Linked DNA regions of Mus musculus: region 2 is linked to region 1. A link is a loop called in an ENCODE intact Hi-C map of the cell type or tissue named here. Cell type or tissue: heart. All regions are shown on one strand.

Region 1 (2,500 bases):
TGGCTAAGTACCCGCTGGGGCCCACGGGCAGCCCCGCCCCCAGCTCCCCGAGAGGGAAACGCCTCGAACACTACTAGAGCGGAGATCCAAACCTAAGTGCGACTTAGGCGGGAAGCAGCTGCCACTTGGCCCAGAGACGGTGACAAGCCCGGGTCTCCCCGAGGGGCGAGCACAAGCACCTCTGACTAAGCACCGAGAGCTTTGTTCCCCTCGGGCCTGCGGGCCGGGCACACGCACGGGCACGCGCTCTCCCTCACATACATGCCAGGAGCGCGCTTCCCCGCACGCTCTCCCGCCCTCGCTGCACACGCTTCGGATCCGCCCCCAGTGCTGCCCCGACACCGCGGGGCGCGTGTGCCGGCCCACACGCGCGTGCACACACTCACGCGCGCCGGGACTCGGCAGGCTGCTCCCGCGCTCTGGCCGCTGCGAGGACCCGGGCGCACTGACCCTGTGCCGAGCCCGACTGGCCCTCCCCCAACTCCTCCGTGTTTTTATGAATGAAAATGTGGTATGCAAATGAGAGCGATTCAAGAAAACGAAATGGCGGAGCCCGGGCCCCAGAGGGCTCCGGAGAGGGCTATGGGAGGGCAGCAGTGCCAGGAGTCACAAAGTCACCATGCACACAGACCCATCGACCCCGGGATGCCCCGCGTGGAGGGCGTCAGAGCTTCCGCTCCCGCAGCCCGAGGACCGCCCCGAGGTCATTTGCGCGCCCTTGGCCCGGGCTGCGACCTGGACTTGCAGACCCCAGGCGGTTTCTGCCGTCTCCCCCAGCCAAGTCAAGAGCCTCGCGCATAGCCCCGACAGCTCAGCCAGCGGCTGCACCCCAGGCCAAGTTCCTCCGACGAGTCCCCTCCTGCGTCCTTGGCGGCGGCCCCCACACCACCCCTCCGGGCACCCGCGTCCCACCCGCGGCTAACTTACTCGTCCGGGTGTGTTTCTTCGGTCATTTTCTTGTTCACCTAGACGCCTGTCCCGCGGCATGCAGCCTGGCTCCCTTCATCTTCCTGTGCGCTCGCCCCCCTTCTTCACATCTCCGACATCTCCTGATTTGGTGGTGGAGGGGGGGAGCTAGAGATGAAGGGGGCGCCGAGGCAGGCGGGGAAATGGAGAGCCCCGAGATCAGGGCGAGGTCTGGGAAGGGGCACACCAGGCAGCGGACGCCGTGGGCCGGCCGGGCACGGCCCCGGGGCTCTGAGGGGGTGCAGAGGCGAGATTTGGGAAGGGGACCCGGAGGGGGAGAGCAGCAGAAAAACAAGCACGCTCCGGGCGGCGGGCGGGCAGTCGGCTGCGCTGGGGCCGGGCCGGGGTCGCCCCCGGGGACCGGGCCAATCAGGGTTCCGGGTAGTGCTCGGCGGCCGGGGGAGATGCGCCTGGGAGGCGGTGCAGGGCGCCCCGTCCGAGCCCCATCTCGCCACTCCACCGATTTACTCCATATTGGATTCTCAGCGCCGCCAACAGGAGGAGGAAGTAGGGCGGAAGCGATGACGTCTTCCCAGCGGCCAGAGGTGGTGGAGTGCAAAAAGCTTCCTACTTGCGACCAAAATAAAAGAGAGAGAGGAGAGAGAGAGGAAAAAAACACACTCACAAAACACTTTGTCCCGCCTACTGAGCGTGCCCCTCTTCTACTCCCCCTCCCGCTAGCTTCCAGTCAGGGAGGAGCCTCGGAACAGCATGGTTGGCACTGCGTTTGTCAGGATCCGAATCCTTGTCTCCGGTGCTCCGGGTTTTAGGAAGCCCAAGAGGGAGGAGGCGGGAGCCGAAGACAAGAGCACATCTGGCTCCCGTTTTGTCCCTCCCTCCTTCCAAACCTTCGGATTAAAAATCAAGGGGGGAGGTGGCGGAGGGCGGAGATGGGGAGGAGTTTAGATGTTGCCAGAGAGTTTGGGTTTGGAGAAACACTGCGGGGTGGGGGTTGGGGGCAGTGCAGGTGGCCTCCGCTGGCCTCCACACGATGGGATTACTGTCATGCAACACCATGCCCACCTAGAGCGGGCATATTTTTAAAAATATGTACGCAGAAAACAAAAGGCAAACAGCCATAAAACTTTGGCATTGCAGGCAGAGATGAAGTTTAAAGGTAACACCAAAGTAAATTATCCAGTCTGTGAATAACGTTTCTTGTCTCCAGCTCTTAGAAGTCTACTCTTAGTTTACTGGGTCACAGATTACTACCTTTGATGGGGTTTGGCCAAAGAGAGACCCAGGAACTCATTACTCCACCCCCGACCCGTCTTCCCTTCCCTTCCCTTCCCTTCCCTTCCCTTCCCTTCCCTTCCCTTCCCTTCCCTTCCCTTCCCTTCCCTTCCCTTCCCTTTCCTTCCCTTCCCTTCCTTTTTCTCTCTTTCTTTCTTTCTCTCTCTCTCTCTCTCTCTCTCTCTCTCTCCCTCTCTCTCTCCCTCCCTCCCTCCCTCCCTCCCTCCCCCCCCCTCTCTCTCTCTTTCTTTCCTTCCTTCTTTCTTTTTGAATGTGCGGGGGCAGAAGGAGGATGCATCCA
Region 2 (2,500 bases), 280 kb before region 1:
AGAAACCACATGGTGGCTCAAAACCATCTGTAATGGGATCTGATGCCCTCTTCTGGTGTGTCTGAAGTGTACTCATATACATAAAATAATAAGTCTTAAAAAAGAAAAAAAAAGAAAACAAAGAACGAATAACTATCAAAATCATTAAGCCAAGCACTTGCCTATAATCCTAGTACTCTGGAGACATTAAAAGAATGTTCTCCTACAAGTTTCCAGCCTGCTTCAGGCCAACAATGGCTAAGATTGCAACATAACATAAGCAAGATCCTGTCTCAAAAAGACAAAAGCCTAGATCATGAAAAAGGAGAGACCTCAGAGAACAAAGGTAACTAATATGACATAAACAGAGCATGGTAATCTGGATTGAATCTTAGGCCAGAAAAAGAACATTAGTGGAAACAGTAATGAATCAGAATTTAAAATTTTTCAATTATAAAATAAAAATAAAAAAAACAGCCAGGTGGTGGAGACTCACACCTTTAATCCTAGCACTTGGGAAGCTCCGAATTTGAGGCCAATCTGGTGGTCTACAAAGCAACTTTCAGGATGGTAAGGGCTACACAGAAAAACCTTGTTTTGAAAAACCAAAAGGAAACAAACAAACAAACAAAACCCACCAAACCAAACAAAAACAGCACAGCACACTTGTAATCCCAACACTAGGGAGACCAAAGGATTGCTGTGGCTTCTTGTCTGCCAATCTGGCCAAATCAGTCCTTTTCTTTACATGAAACTAAATACAACTTTGACACTAAGTCTCTGGAACTGAGACTGACTTTTTCAAAATACTTACTAGCATCCAGGAATTATACACTGGATTTTAGTATGGCATTTCATATCTATCTTGGTCATACTCACATGGCCCTCTCTCCTGCTCCTAAGGGTCACTGATCCCCTTCAACTAATCCTCCCTCTACTCCCATGGGGGGCGGGGTGGCGAGGAGGGATGGCAATGAATTCCATTAGGGTTGTTTACAGGAGCACAGGCACCTTGCCAGTGGCTACTCCACTGAGGAAAATGTATCTTCCTCCTGCAAATGTCCCTGAGTATTCTTAGAGAAGGCTGTGTTGGAGAACCCTTGATAATCCATGACAGGAAGTCAATGGTTCGAATTGTGGGAAGGTTCAAATTGTGGGAAGGTCTTGCATAGTGTTCATGGCTGCTTCAGTTCAATGGCTTGCTTCCATGATTTTTCACTCTCAGAAAGACTTCACAACTTCTAAGGTCCCAATAAAAACATCCAATAGACAAGAAAGAGAAAAGCAAGACAGATACACTTAACTTAAAACACTTAGGAAAAAGACCAACCTACAGTATTTAAGAGGTCAATGGGGGTGGGGGGGCTGGAGAGATGGCTCAGTGGTTAAGAGCACTGACTGCTCTTCCAGAGGTCCAGAGTTCAATTCCCAGCAACCACATAGTGGCTCACAACCATCTGTGATGAGATCCGATGCCCTCTAGTGGTGTGTCTGAAGACAGCTACAGTGTACTCATATACATTAAATAAATAAATCTAAAAAAAAAAAAAAAAAAAAAAAGAGGTCAAAGGCCACTTAAACCTAACTATAGATTTCATATTCTGTGGCTGCTGCCGTCTCTACATTTTAAGACTTAGAACTGGAGTTTACAATTTGGCCTCAGCCACAGACATGCATACACCAATAGACATAAGATAAAACTAACCCTTTTTAAATGTGTGTGTGTGTAATAAAAACTTCTCCATGAATATTTAAAGTAGATGTTTATCTAAATGTTATCTGGCTTAAATTTTAAAATTTTAGGGTTGAGGGGACGCACTTGGAGGTCATAAATTCAATCCCTGTTGGCACGAAAAGCAGAGTTTTTTTGTTTGTTTGTTTGTTTGTTTCCCTTAAATTATATTCTAGGGATGCTGAAGAGATAGCCCAGGATTTAAGAGCACTAGATGCAGAATGTTCCAGAGGATCCAGGTTCAATTCCCTTAATTCCAGATCCAGGGGATTCAACTCCCTTTTCTACCTTTCTCTAACACTAGGCATCCATTAGGTGCAGACAAATATGAGGGAAAAGCACCATAAACATAAATACTAATTTTTTAAAAATTAATATTATAGTACCAAAGCACCAATTTCAGCCCCAACTTCTACAGGAAAACAAGAATAGGCTAACCACTCCCTTCTCCTTAAAAGGCAAAGGGAGCAATTTACCAATGTCTCTTACCAAGAAAATCCAATGTGAAATTCAGACAGAGTAATAAAAAGTAAGTAACGCCTAAAATAGCTCACATAACGGCACTCAGGTTTTGTTTTCTCTCCCTTCCTTCTACTCTTTTTTTCTCTGAGAAAAGTCTTATCAGCCAGACTGCCCTGCAACCAAGACTGGCTTTAAACTCCTGACTCTCCTGGGTACTGAAATTTGCAGCCTGAACATTTTGTAAAGACTCCAAGCAGCTGCCTGTCAACCTGACAATTATAGATAGTGATGCTCTAAACACTTAAAAATCACATTCTACACAGTAAG

Evidence for each region. Hi-C counts contacts between places; a loop is a spot of excess contacts. Peaks named below come from ENCODE experiments on the same cell type or tissue, not always from the same donor. Only the 100,000 strongest peaks of a DNase experiment are listed, where the experiment ranks them.
Region 2: a loop joins it to region 1, with 2.9 times the contacts of the local background. A loop is called at or near these places in 7 of 42 quality-filtered maps.

Annotation. Positions count from the first base shown.
Region 1 is chr11:19,923,384-19,925,883 of GRCm38, reverse strand. Spred2 (sprouty-related EVH1 domain containing 2) reads right to left here and starts at 1,442. Exons shown (of 6, transcript NM_033523.4): 1 at 928-1,442. The coding sequence starts at 953. In heart, CTCF peaks have their summits at 579 and 1,472; DNase peaks (open chromatin) are centred at 133, 403 and 1,633; H3K4me3 peaks cover 2,500 bases; H3K27ac peaks cover 2,261 bases.
Region 2 is chr11:20,206,868-20,209,367 of GRCm38, reverse strand. All of the region lies in intron 1 of Rab1a (RAB1A, member RAS oncogene family), which reads right to left. Among named protein-coding and RNA genes, the nearest start is that of Rab1a, 6.7 kb to the right of the region's middle. In heart, a CTCF peak has its summit at 1,452 (motif pointing left); no DNase peak of the experiment used is centred here.